Linked DNA regions of Homo sapiens: region 2 is linked to region 1. A link is an interaction called in ENCODE POLR2A ChIA-PET data of the cell type or tissue named here. Cell type or tissue: Panc1. All regions are shown on one strand. Each heading gives the region's core, and the rest is flanking DNA. Links, peaks and the distances in the headings are about the cores only.

The links. ChIA-PET counts read pairs that join two places held together with the same protein. Peaks named below come from ENCODE experiments on the same cell type or tissue, not always from the same donor. Only the 100,000 strongest peaks of a DNase experiment are listed, where the experiment ranks them.
Region 2: POLR2A ChIA-PET joins it to region 1 with 6 read pairs; 1 of 35 experiments calls an interaction of 5 or more read pairs at or near these places.

The regions. Positions count from the first base shown.
Region 1 is chr11:80,695,531-80,703,012 of GRCh38, forward strand. No RefSeq gene overlaps it. Among named protein-coding and RNA genes, the nearest start is that of LINC02720, 64 kb to the right of the region's middle. In Panc1, for the core only: no CTCF peak of the experiment used is centred there; no DNase peak of the experiment used is centred there; H3K4me3 peaks cover 1,136 bases; H3K27ac peaks cover 2,947 bases.
Region 2 is chr11:80,607,253-80,614,734 of GRCh38, forward strand. No RefSeq gene overlaps it. Among named protein-coding and RNA genes, the nearest start is that of LINC02720, 150 kb to the right of the region's middle. In Panc1, for the core only: no CTCF peak of the experiment used is centred there; no DNase peak of the experiment used is centred there; H3K27ac peaks cover 342 bases.

The DNA of each region.
Region 1 (7,482 bases), core at 1,659-5,658:
AATATAGGGGCTAAATGTTTATGATAAGTTAATTTCTGTAAATGAACATTTACATTAGAATGAATTTTTCTGGTGGCAAAGTTAAAAAAGAAAGACACTTCGTGGCTCATAGCCTTCACTGATAAAAGAAAATAAGATGATCATCAAAAGAGGCAATTTCTTCCTGTGTCCTGCACCAGGAGAATTTCACCTTGGGCAGAGCCAAAAATGAAATGGAGGAGCATGGCCTCTGGATTACACAGTCCTGGATAGGGCCTTTTCCATGCATAAACTTGGATAGATTATTCTACCATTCTAAGGCTCACCTCAGTAAAACTAGTTTGTGTCTAACAACTAATTCAAAAGAGCATATGTAATGCAGTTGGAAGAAAAAATAATAATGCCAACATAATTCCAGATTCACCTAACTTTAGAAACAAAACGTGACCAATACCATTGGAGACCCTGGATGTCTCCTGCAGGTCCCAGCCCCTGTGCTCCTCCTACTCTCAGAAATAATCAAGCTTCTGAATTTTTAGAGTAGCCATTCCCTTACTGTAGAGTTTTCCCCTGAACTGTGTATCCTAAGCAAGACATGGTTTAAGTGTTTGTGTTTATGAAATTTACATACATATAATCATACAAAACACATTTTTCTACAAATTTCTTTTTACACCCAATTTTGAGTTTGAGATTTATCCCGTTAGATGCATTTAACTGTAGTTCAGTAATTTTCACTATTGTGTAGCATTCTGTATGTAACTATAATAAGACAATTTACTTCATCATTTGACTGCAATAATCATTTTGGTTTTTTTCTCCAGTTTTGTTTTGTTTTGCTATTTTAAAAAAATGCTTCTATGAACATTCTTGTCTATTTCTCCTGGTGCACATGTGTGAAAGTATCTACAGGGTACATTCTTAGAAGAGTGATTGCTGGGTCAAAAGTATATAAATCCCGTCCCCAACAATCAGGCCCGATGGACAGCACAACAGGTACTCATATTGGATTAATCACAATGAAGCACTGATAAAAAAAATTATCCCTGCAAGCACCCACAATTTTTTACTTTTCTAGATAATATCAAACTGTTTTCCAGAATGTTAATGCCAATTTACATTTTTACCTGCAGTCCTTATTGCTCCACATTCTAGACAACAGTTGGATATCTTAATTTCTTTAAATCTGATGGATAAAATGTTCATTGTCATTGTAATATGAATTTACCTTATTTCTAATGAAGTTGAGCATATTTTATATGCTTATTGACTACTCATTTCTTAACTTCATCTCTAAAGCTCAAACAGTAACATATTTCATACATGCTTATTAAAAAAATGAAAATATACATGAACCTAAAGTACCCAGCACAAGTCTTGGTACAGAGCTGGTGTTTAATACTTATCAAAACCTACCATTAGTCCCCATTCTCCTTAAAATTGAAAACTATTTGATAAAATGAGGAATAACATCTACCTCTAATGCTTCTTAAAATAAAAGCACCAAAATATTATCCAAATAAATGCTTTTAGAGTGCGCGTATGGCACAAACACAAATTCACACACCAAAACCCATTTATCCAATATTTAAAGTCATTTTTGTAAGAAGCTAAAGTTAAATTGTCCTATTATATTCATGTTTTGCAATCTGATTTTACACAGAGAAAGAACTTGAAAGTAAACAAGAATTTGGCAAATGAGGAAAGTATTCCAAAAAGAAATGTCACAAACTCTAGGGGTTTTGTTTATTTTTTTAACATTTTTGGTCGTGGGAGAGGCTCTGAGTCCAAAATCACAGTGGAGATACACTTTAAATGAGAGTAAGGGTAGTGAAGTCCAATTTTGTATAAATTTTAAAGAAACAAATATTTATGGTAGCAGTAAACCAATAAGCGTTAGTTAAAAAAAAATACTAATGCTGTACAACTTTCTAGATTCTGTAGATCTAGCAACTACTTTTTTTTTTTTTTTTTTGATACGGAGTCTCGCTCTATCCCCCAGACTGGAATGCAGTGGCGTGATCTCAGCTCACTGCAACCTCCACCTCCTGGTTCAAGCGATTCTCCTGCCTCAGCCTCCCAAGTAGCTGGGACTACAGGCGTGTACCACCATGCCCAGCTAATTTTTGTATTTTTAGTCGAGACAGGGTTTAACCATGTTGGCCAGGATGGCCTCTATCTCCTGACCTCGTGATCCACCTGCCTTGGCTTCTCAAAGTGCTGGGATTACAGGCATGAGCCACTGCACCTGACCTAGCAACTACTTTTTGTAATGGTTAATACACAAAACAGTCTTCCAGGAAATCGTCAGGAACTCTTTTTATCAGTTCCCCAAATTTTGGAGAAATTCCAAGAGCAATGTAGCTACTTTTAGGGATATAAAACTAAATCTTAAAAGTGCATATGGGGCTGCTCTGTCTATAGAGCAGCCATTCTTTTTTTCCTTTACTTTTTAATAAACTTACTTTCACTTCGGAAAAAAAAAAAAAAAAGTGCAGATGGGCCGGTGCGGTGGCCCATGCCTGTAATCCTAGCACTTTGGCAGGCTGAGGTGGGCAGACCCACTGATGTCAGAGTTCGACACAAGACTGCCAACATGGCAAAACCCTGTCTCTACCAAAAATACAAAAATTAGCTGGGCATGATGGCGGGGACCTGTAATCCCTGTAATCCCAGCTACTTGGGATGCTGAGTCAGGAGAACCGCTTGAATCCAAGGGCAGAGGTTGCAGTGAGCTGCGATTGCACCACATCACTCCAGCCTGGGCGAAAGAGCAAAACCCTGTCTCTAAAAAAAAAAAAAAAAAAAAAAAAAAAGTGCAGATGATATTACCTTCTTTGAATGATTATTTTTAAATTTAGGGAGCAAATATATAAATTGGCTAAAGAGTAGTAGACACTCAATAATAATTATTTATCCAATAATGCTTTATTCATTCAAGAAATATATATAAAGGGCCTGATATGTGTTGCATACTGTGCTAGGCACTGTAATATATGTATTCCAAAAGAAAAAAATAATAAAACAAACTAAAGCAGAACCAACCCATACTACTGATATATATGTGTATATATCAGCTTCCACATAAATCTTTTCAACAGATGTTGATTTGAATATTGGCATAATGCTCTAGTTATCATAAAATATACATTAACAGAATAAAACTTTCTTTTACCTTTTCTTTCATTAATTATATATTTCAGACTGGCCAGTCATTTTTGTGGAGGCTGTCCTGTGCATTATTGCATGTTTGGCTGCATTCTTGGCTTCCCTTGCTAAATTACTCAATGCAAATGGCACCTCTACCCCACCCTGTGTTGTGATCACAAGAATATTACCAGACATTGCCAAATGTGCCCTGGGGGGCAAAATCACACCCAGTTGAGAGTCACTGGGCTAGGATAAATCGTAGAGCTCAAAGAGCAGTAGATGGAGAAAGAAGACCTAGTATTGAAACTAGCTTTGACCACTGACTACTTCTGCATTTATTTAACTAGGGATAGAATTTAGAAACCAGAGCATGTAGCAGTAGAGCCATGCTACTGGGATTTTCAGAAATTTTGGAAGTTCCATTATGCCCATGAAACAAGGTCTAAACTTTTAAGCACCAGGGTAAAAGTGACTTAGAATGAGTAACAAACTTAAATTCCCAGCTTTAACATCTATATAACTTATGGTCCAGTAACATAAATACCAGATATTGTTATCTGGGGGTCTTTGTTCTTAGCGCTCCCAAGATGAGGGCCGGCTACTCCCAAGATGGGAGCAAGCCTTTTGTTCTCTGACCTGGGGTTCTTGGCCTCACAGATTTCAAGGAATGGAACCTCGGGCCATGCAGTGAGTGTTATAGCTCTATTAGAAGCTGTGGGTCATGGAAAGGAACTGTGGAACCCAGCGACTAGTGTTCAGCTCAATTAGGAATAACCTGGGCACTTAGCCATGAGGGAACAATGGCGAGCCTTTAGCCCTGATCGGGAGCAGCAGTGGGCGCCTCGCTGGATCAGAAGTGGACACCCTGCCGGATCCGGAGGGGTGGAAATCAAAGACAGGTCTGCGACAACAGTGCTCAGCAGTGGTGGACGGCGAGCAAAAGCTCAGCTCCAGCCAGAACAAACACAGACCGGAAGAGTGTGCAGTTGCAAGATTTAATAGAGTGAAAACAGAGCTCCCATGCAACGGGAAGGGACCCAAAGGGGCTTGCCACTGCAGGCTAGAAATGCCTGGCTTTATATCCCAATCATTGTCCCTCCCACTGTGCTCTCAGGCGATAGATGATTTGACTATTTCTTTACCTCCTGCTTTTAGCCTAATTGGTATTTTAGTGAGCCCTCTTTACTACCTGATAGGTCGGGTGTGAGCTGACTTACAAGCCCGGTGTTTAAAGATGGGTGCGGTCTCCTTCCCCAGCTAGGCTTAGGAATTCTTAGTTGGCCTAGGAAATCCAGCTAGTCCTGTCTCTCAATATCTTATGTTGGTGTACTCTCTGTGTCATTTTCTAAAACACAGTTTCCTTGTCTGTAAAAGGAGGGGTGTGTCAGGCCTCTGAGCCCAAGCCTGCACGTATACATCCAGATGGCCTGAGGCAACTGAAGAATCATAAAAGAAGTGAAAATGGCCTGTTCCTGTCTTAACTGATGACATTATCTTGTGAAATTCCTTCTCCTGGACAATGAGTCTCAGAAGCTCCCCAGCTGAGCACCTTGTGACCCCCGCCCCTGCCCACAAGAGAACAACCCCCTTCGACTGTAATTTTCCACTACCCACCCAAATCCTATAAAACTGCCCCACCCCATCTCCCTTTGCTGACTGCTTTTTTGACCCAGGTGATTCAAAAGCTTTATTGCTCACACAAAGCCTGTTTGGTGGTCTCTTCACATGGACGTGCGTGACAGGGCGACTTCTCAGTTCCCAAGTTTGGGTTGAAAACCCAGCTAAGGATTTCTATGAGTCCATATATTTACTTCTTTGTCATCCTTCACCATACATTGTTATAATTAATTATTTGTTTGTGTTTCCCTCTAGAGTGTAAGCAGAGACAATGTCTTATTAACCACTGTATCACAAGTTCCTAGCCCAGTTTTTGACATGTGATAAACATTAATCGAGTGAATGATTTTATGAATCTCTGTTTTCAAGTTTGTTGACTCAGCTTCCTCTCTTTCTCTCTCTCTCTCTCTGTCTTTCTTGCTTCAACATTTGCTTTCATTTTACTACCAATATTACCAGAATCCATAATGACAGACAGGTTATATAAACAGCCACAGTTTGTTATGATTTTAAGGGCTTCTGCACTTAACCTAGTCATTTCTACAGTTGCTCACCAGTAAATGGAATTCACAGAACAGGAGACAGAGACTTTCATCTGAATATTAGGAAGCTTATTTTAAATAAAAATATCTCTGAGAAAGGAAACTCAGTTTGCTCATTTAAAAACTGTACTCAGTTGTACCCACTACATAGAATTGTTGTGCCAATAAAATGAGTCCTTTCCAAACTAAAATCTCTAAGAAAATGGGAGAGTTTTCTTTTGTTTTGGCTTATAATTAAGTGGAAGTGACTGATATCATGTATTTTCTCAATAATCAAACTGGCCTAGGAAATCATGGAATCTTCTTCAGACCACTTACTGAGAACAAAACACCCCCTGAAGAATGTTCATGATAGATGTTCATTTAAGTACTATTATCAGCAATTCTTATGTCAGGTTCAAGAAAAATCCCAGCCCATGAGTAGAGCAGCATGAAGAAACTACGGATTTCCCAAGACCAACTCTGACCTTCTTGGTATTATTCTTATCTTGGTTGTAATATTAAAATGTGGAACGATTAAGGCTTCTCAATGAAGCTTCTAAACGAGATGATCTTAACACAGACACAGAAAACTAGGAGAGAGCTTGAGACTAGAAACCAGAGGAATTAGTTTGGAAACCTAGCACTACCACTTACTAGCTATGTGATTCTGAACACATGGTACAACTCTCTGAATCTCACTTTCCTCAATGTAAAATGGGCATAATAAAAAATACCTTAGAGAGATGGGATGAAGCTAATATAAATGAAAATTCAAAGTGACTAGAATGTTAGGAGAAATGCCATCACAGAAAATAAATGGATAAAGTAATGTCTTAGTTTATTTGGGCAACTATAACAAAATATCTTAGACTGGTTGGCTTATAAACAACAGAAGTTTGTATCTCACAAGTCTGGAGGCTGGGAAGTCCAAGATAAGAGTGCTAGTGTAGTCTGATTTTGGTGAGGATCCTCTCTGCAGACCACTGACTTCTTGCTGGGTCCTCACATAGTAAAGGGGCACAGGAACTCCTCTGGGCCATTTTTGTAAAGCTACTCAGCCCATTCATGAGAGTTCTGCCCTCGTGATCTAATCACATCCCTAAATGCCCAACCTCCTAATATCATTTTGGGGGATAGGATTTTAACATATAAATTTGGGCAGCAGGGGATACAAATATTCAGACTATAGCAAAGGGTAAATAATTGAAAATATTTTAACCTAAGGTGGCTTATTTGATCTGTTGGCTTGTTTTGAGAATCTTTTTCTTAGGGATGAAAAGAACACTGCAAGATTGGCTCAATTTCTATACTTCTGTTTAAGAGAGAGGAGAAGAGCAGAAGAAGGGAGGTGAGAGAAGAGAGAAATTACAGGCTGGTGCTTAGTCTCATGGCTTAGCAAACAGTCTGGGGATGGAAGAGCTTCTTTTTGTGAGGAAAGAAAAAAAAAGTCTCCTAAAAATAGTTTTACCTATCTTGAGATAATTACAACCCTTGAGAATTAGAAGTATTAAGAGGTACATAGAGCCATACACAACCTCCAGAGTGTGAGTCAGCTCTAACTCACCCCATCTCTCTCCTAGTTTGTGTAGTTAATTACAAACTTTCTCATCCTAACAAAATCATTAAGAGTCAGACACAGAGGACAGGGCATGGGAAATTAATTCCATTAATTTCATTTAGAAAAGTAGGATATTTGTGGAAGAGGTTGTCTGTCTGTCAAATCGCTAAAGCAAACAGGTTCGTGGTTTTTAGTTACTAAATCAAATGTATGAATCATCTAAGAGATAGTGTGCTCCAAGGAAATAGGGATTTATAGTCTCAGCTCCAACACTAAAAAAAGTGACTAGGGATACCATTTTAGCCCTCTAGAGTGGGTTGAATACTGTACCCACAAATTTATGTCTACTCAGAACCTAAAAATGTGAAATTTTTGGGAAATAAGGTATTTGTTGATATAATTAATTAGTTAAGGATCTTGACGTTAAGTCACTCTTGATTTAGACTTGGCCCTAAATTCAATGACTAGTGTTTTTATTAGAAGAGGATAGGACACAGAGAGACATGGAGAGGAGAAGGTCATGTGAAGACAGAGGTAGACATCAAAGTAGTGTACCTAGAAGTCAAGCAACACCAGGTATTGCTGGCAATCACCAGAAGCTAGGAGAGAGGCATGGGGCATTTGTCTCTCAGAGACTTCATAAGGAACAACTCC
Region 2 (7,482 bases), core at 2,152-6,151, 88 kb before region 1:
CTCCCTTCCTCTCTGTTTTTTCTTTCCTTTCCTTTTCTTTTTTCTTTCTCTCTCTTTCTTCTTTCTTTCTTCCTTGTTTCTTTTTCTTTCTTTCTTTCTTTCTTTCTTTCTTTCTTTCTTTCTTTCTTTCTTTCTTTCTTCTCTTTCTTTCCTTCCTTCCTTCTCTTTCTTTATCTCTCTCTCTCTTTCTCTTTCCTTTCTTTTCCTTTTTTTTTTCCTTTTCATTTACAACAGCCTCAACCCCCTTCCCCCCGTCCCCCAAGGCTCAAGCAACCTTCTTGCCTCAGTCTCCCAAGTAAATGGGACTACAGGCACACATCTCCATGCCTGGCTAATTCTTTAAAAAATTTTGTAGAGATGCGGTCTCACTATGTTGCCCAGGCTTATCTCAAACACCTAAGCTCAAGTGATCCTCCTGCCTCAGCCTTCCAAAGTGCTGGGATTATAAACATGGGCCACCACTCCCCACCTAAGCAAGTTTCTGACTCCCTATGTGCCTCAGTTTTCCATCCCCAAAATGGAAATCATAGCACTTACATGTTGGGCTTTCTATGAGGATTACAGGAGATTGTTTATATCTGAATCATGAAACAAGTACAATGTGTTCTAGATAACTCAGTAAAGTGAAAGGAATAAATTAAAGCAGCAACAGTGAAGAGACTAGAAAGGACTGTCAGTGGGTAGATTCCACAAACTGTAGGATCAGGGAGCATGGGTGAACCTCTGCTGGTGAACATAACAAACTAGGGGGGAGAACAAAGTACTGGGAAGTGGACCACTATGAAAGAGTGGATTGCCTGAAAGAGCTGAAAAAGGCAGTTGTAAAGCATGTAAAACAGCAGTAGTCCAAATTAGAATTAGAAATCCAAAAATATGTTTTCAAAAAGTTGAAACAAATAGAGTCCAAGCAACACAATGACTGAAGAGTTAGATAATGTTAGTGACGTGGTAAATTAGGCAAATGCTCCTTCCACTGAAAAATAATTAAAAACTTCTATACAATGTTATAATAAAAGACATTTATGCAGTGTTTACTATGTGTCCAACTATGTGAAGTCCTTTGTACACATTTCATCTAACCCTCCTGACAATACTACATATTTGGGCTGCTCCTGCCCACATTTAAAATATGAAGAAGCTGAAGCACAGAGTTCCTCAAGGGCACGAAGTTAACCTCACGGTCAGGACAAGAACCCATTGTAATTCACCCCAGAGCCCACAGTCTACATCCCAGTGGTGTATTTCTCCCACAAAGGACATGAGTTACAGTTGAAGCAGATGCAATATGTCATGATTTTTAGCTATTGGTGGAAGATAATAAAAGATAAACCTTTGACCGAGATAGGAAGAACTTTTTTTAAGTGGCAAAAGCAGAGTAATAGTCAACGGAAAAAGAAGAAAATAAAATGAAAGCACAACTACTCGGCTTGACAGTGAGGGACGTTTATGTTGTCAAATAAGAAATGTTTATTGGTTTTTATTTTTTATGTCAATATAAGGACACAAGATAGAAAATACAAATGTGTTTACCAAGATACAGATGTCTTCAGCCTTGATGGCTTAAAAGAAAAGGCACTGCTCCCAGAAGACTAGAGGAAGCTAGAAGGTGAGGATGAGGGATGAGGTACATACATCGATGGAGATTCATGAGATGCTATTTAAAGCTAAATAAACAAGAAGGAAAGTTGAATTGTTCTATTTATGTAAAGACAAACACTATGCAAAAAATTTTTCTTGTAAAAATTAAGTGGGATAATAGAGTTATGAAAATTTGGCTAGTCTTCTCACAGAAAAAACTGATAGATGTAATTAAATTAAATCAAGAAAAGCCTGTATAATTGTATCAATTTAGATTCAGAATTGTAATTAGCAGACTTCTTGAAGTAAACCAGGGTCAGGGAGAAAGCACAGATAGCAGTGGGGCCAGAGCACTCTTACTTTCCTGTATAAGCTTCACAGCATTCATGTGTGTGCGTTTGTGTAAGAGAGTGAGTGTATGTGTATATCCACACTTATAGACATACATATCCCACAGCTATATTTCTCCTCGTAACGACAGCCAGGAATGAGAGTCCCTTAAGCAAACTGGACATTCCCTGCAGGGTTAAAAAAAATCCCCAGGTGAAAATTATCATCATCAAAGGCTATGGATCCTTCCTAGGAGCTGACACCAACCTACTAGTGGATTAAAAGAATTAACAAGTGCCTTGCCAATTCACACTGGATACTATTTCTCTGTAAGGTCCCCTCCCCTCCCCTCCCCTTCCCACCCTTCCCTTCTCTTCCCTCACCTCCTTCCTTTTTTCTTTTCCCACTCCTTCTCTTTCTCCCTCTGTTTTTTTCTCTCTCTTCTTTCAACTCCAGTGTATTCCTATATATCCTACCAATGCTTCTTCCGTTTTAGCATCATGAGTATTTACAGTCCAAATTAGAAAAACAACCAGCTTCACTTTGCCAAAAGTCTAAGATGTTAGGAGCTACTACTCTTGACAAAATGAGAGTTTGCCAGCCATCTTTCATAGCTGGGTTTAAAACCTATTCTTCCACTTCCTCCTTTGTGTAGTCTTAAGTGAATACACCTCATTGTCTCAGTTTCCACGTCTGTAAAATGGAAGTATTAATACCTCAAACTATTATTGAGAGATTAAATGTGTCAATACTGTTCACCACAGGACACTCACGTGGTGCTAGGCATAATACCCTATGTGCAATATCTTACTACAGCCATCACAATAGCTTCACAAAGACCCCTGTGTGATGGATATTACCATCCATTCTATGGATGAGTCTATGGAAGCTCATAATAGTTAAGGAACAGTTCTAAGTAGCCAAATCTGAATTTGAACCCAGGCCTTTTTGCGTGATTGCTCCCACCACACTATTTATGCTATTTCACTTTGCAGAGGGGACATCCAGGTATAATGCCATGGTACCACCTCCCTCCACTGAACCCAAGCTCAGTTCTGCCCATGGGAAAGTGATGGAGTGACTATTCAGAATCTCATAGTTATGGCCTGTAGACAGCTAAGTTCATTCAGAAAACACAATAAAACTCCACCAATAGTGCTCTTCTGACTGAAGACAAGAAGTTAACCAGAAAGTAGTGGCTTTGACACAAATCTTCTCAGCTGTGGCAAATTATGAACTTGATTAGATTTTATTTAAAATTCTCATTTCCACTGATAGGATTTTTCCTAAGACTATAATATTTTTATCTCTAGCCAAACAACACAGAAGAAAGAAAATATATGGTAGGGAAATTATAGGCTTTTAACTTTGTCAGGAGATTCCTGAGTTATCCACAAATCCTCCCCCTTTCTCCACTCATCCACTTAGCCTTAAAAGTTGCTCCTCCTCTGTTCTGAACCTTTCCAGAATCTATGATCTTCTCACACACGCAGAGTAATTGTTCAGTTCTCCAAACAAACTGCAGCTACTATGTGCCTCTCCCTGTCTCTCACTCAAGCCTCTTCAGTTCATTTGTTATTGACGCTCAAGTGAGTTTTCTAAAAGGCAAACCTGACCATATCACTCCTCTGCGTGCAAGCCCTTGACAGGTCCAGTTGCTAATATCATTTAAAGCAAATTTCTTACGATGGCGGAAGAGAACTCCGGGTTTTGTCTTCAACATATTTTTTTCGGCCTACTTCACACTTCTAACCTTAACGTACAACATATAAACAGTATTCAACTACATGTGGTTCCCAGGACATGTGAGGTGGTTTCACATCTTCATCACTTGGCACATACTCCAATTTCCCTGGAATATATAGTTCACTTTGCTCAGCTTTGCATACTGTTATTCATGTTTCATCATCTATCTTAAATACCACTCATGTAACTTTCCCAGAAGAATCACACAATATTTCCTTTATGTGAGTATCTCACTTGGTCTTATAGCACTTACAGTAATTATTCATTGTAATTATTTGCTTGCACATTTATTACTCCGAGGAGAGTGAACTCCTTGGGACAGAGATAATATCTTAGGTATTTTTGTACCCCTGACACCTAGGACAGGGTCAAGCACAGACTAGATCTCACCAGTAAATATCTTGGGCATGAATAAATATTTAGGAGTAGGAAATTATGTCTGACATATGGTCAGATTATTGATTATGTGTGTGTAATGTATCAGATTATGTGATAAGCATTGGGATAGAACTTTGAACCAGACAACCATAATCTCAAATTTCACTGAGCTCACTTATATGCTAAAACTCTCATGAAAGTGCACACATCAAGAATCACCCTTCAGATGATAGTTTAGGTAAATTTACAGAAGCAACAGATCAGAAGTAAATACATAACAGAACAAATTTTACCCTATGTTACAATATTTTCCCCTATTTATAAAGTAGTACAGGCACAATATAAACAACCTATATATCTGCTGCTCTCTAGAAGATCCAGAGTGGCTTTAAAAGTTTTATTTCAGCTGGGCGCGGTGGCTCACACCTGTAATCCCAGAACTTTGGGAGGCCGAGGTGGGTGGATCATGAGGTCAAGAGTTCAAGACCAGCCTGGCCAAGATGGTGAAACCCCATCTCTGCTAAAAATACAAAAAAAAAAAAAAAATTTAGCCGGGCATGGTGGCAGGCGCATGTAATCCCAGCTACTCGAGAGGCTGAGGCAGATAATCGCTTGAACCTGGGAGGTAGAGGTTGCAGTGAGCCGAGATCACGCCACTACACTCCAGCCTAGGCAACAGAGTGGGACTTAGTCTCAAAAAAAAAAAAAAGTTTTATTTCTTAACTTGGGTGGTGGTTACAAGGATATTCACCTTGTGATAATTCATTAAGCTGTACATTAGGTCTGCTTTTTAAAAATATCTGTGATATCTATTTACACTAACATATTAAAAAATGAAAGGGAAAATTTTTTAAAAGCACAAACAAAAACAAAAATCCCCAAATTGTGAGTGGTTAATTACATTAAATATTTTACAGAAGACAAATAGTAGAAAATAAATCAAAATATAAAAACAAACTTACAGAGGTGCCTCCAACCATTTTCATGTCTGGAGGCACATGATAACCTTTACAAGCACATGGAGATGAAAAGATAGTACTATAGTCTGGAGTTCCAGTCCTACCCATGCTGCCCAGCTGACCAAGGACAGAGGGCTAATTCCTTAAACCACCTTTGAAACATTGGTGACACAGTAGTTAAAGCTATTTCTTCATGAGACCAAGGGCCAGGCAAGAAATAAAGTCTGGGATTGCCAGCTGGGGGGAACTTTCACTAATCGTGTGACTTTTCTTTTTTTTTCTTTATTTTTTTTTTCTGTAGAGGCAAGTGTAGAAATACTGTTCTTATTCAGAACCACAAGGCACATCCTTCTGCTGAGCAATCAAAACTCAGGCTCATTTCCATTTCAAACTGTTTCTTTATTCCTTGAATTTGCCCTGTCTGATTTTCTAAGAGTCTTGTATTTCTTATTATTCAAATAATTTGGCAGCAGATACAAGTAGAATTCTGCACTGGTTGCTAGTAAGGGACTAGAATTGAAAAGAGAGGCTGCGGAATTAGAGAGAGGATAAAGAAGCATCAAAAAATGGGCTCATGAGTAAAAGGTTTCAGAGAAGATGGAGTTAAGAGACCAGATGAAGATTTTTAAGAAATAAATAACAAAGAATAGAGAGTAACAAGAGTGAAGAAAGGAGGGAGGAAGAAGGAGAGAGAGCAGGAGAGGGAAGGAAGAAAAGAAATGAAAAGTTAAGAAAACAGTGCAAAGACTGTTTCTCTACAACTGTAGGGATGTTGATAGTCCAGCTCCAGAGGATGATACAGATGTGGGTTCACATTCCAGCTTTTCCATTTGCTGCTTCTGTTACCTTGGAAAAATTACTCAATCTGTCTAATCCTTGGTTTCCATCTGAAGATTGGATATAGCTATAATATTTTACTATATTTTTGTTGATACTAAAAGTAATGGCAGCCAGGCACGGTGGCTCACAACTGTAATCCCAGCAATTTAGGAGGTTGAGACAGGTGCATCACTTGAGGCCAGGATTTTGAGACCAGCCTGGCCAACACGGTGAAACCACATCTCTACTAAAAATACAAAACTTTTTGGACTACAAAACCCAGCTACTTGGGAGGCTGAGGCAAGAGAATCACTTGAAGCTGGGAGGCAGAGGGTGCAGTGAGCAGAGATTGGGCCTGAGTGACTGAGCAAGAATCTGTCTCAAAAACAAACAAACAAACAAAAAATAAATAAATAAATGAATAAAAGTAATGGCATGTGTACAAGGCTTAATCCAGTACATTTAAGACATGTCCGTTCCTTTTACTTTATTTCCTCATTAAAAATATTGACAAGAACCTAACTTATAGCAATTACTCAAAAAATGTATAAATAATGAGATAAGTGAATGAATAAAAAAGATGAATGTATATATGCAGGAATCCAAAAGTATAATCTTAGTTGACTATTCGGCTCATTTAAAGGAGTGAGAAGAAGATGGAAAACCCCAATGTCTAGATGTCTTTCTTTTTCAGGCCTATACAAAGCACAGGGAGAGCATGGACTAATATATCTCAGCTATAATTGAGTTTAGCCAGATGTACCAGCTGTCTTCTCTCATCTTCCCCTGGGGCTACAGCTTTTATCAAGTGATTAGAGTTTGACTGAGTTCGTTTCTTTCAAGTCATGGATAAGAAAGCCAGGGTTTTGAAAGGTGATGGAAGGCTTTTATGGTAAGTTGCACTGGGTCCCAAAAACACTCCCCTTTAAGTGTGGACTGTTTCCTCTCATACCAGTGGATGAAGCCAAATAGTGTCTTTTTCTAAAAGTGTTGGTATCTATAGAGCTATATTTAGAAGAAACCATATAAGTTATCTAGAATTCCAGGCAAATATTTAATCTTGACATCCTGTTAGAACCACCTGAGTAACTTTCTAGACGATACTTATACTTAAGTCATAGCTACCCTTTTACCTTCAATAATTGAATTAAAATTTCTGAGGGTTTGGCTTACGCATAAGTATTTTAATAGATTACTAAGTGATTTTCTAAACTTTTTACATAAACTTCTTTAGCCACACACAAAAATGGACTGAATACTAGAATATCTCTTTACTTAGCTTCGACAGTTGTTGACATTTTACCAGTCTTGTTCATCTCTCACTACATTTTAAAAAAATGCTATTTTAAACCAAATCTAAGGAATGATATAAATGAACACGAGTATTTCAGTATGTATCACTTACTGAAAATGAATTCTTTTTTTTTTTTTTTTTTGCTTCTTATGTCTCTTTTATTTATTTTTTCTCATCAGCTTTTATGTTCAAGGGGTGCTTTTGCCATGAGTAAATTGCACATGGTGGGGGTTTGATATACAGATAATTTTGTTATCCAGTTAATGAGCATAATACCCAATAGTTAGTTTTTTCAATCCTTACCCTCCTCGCACCCTCCACCCGTAAGGGGGCCCTGGTGGTTTTTTTTCCTTTCTTTGTGTCCATGTGTGCTCAATG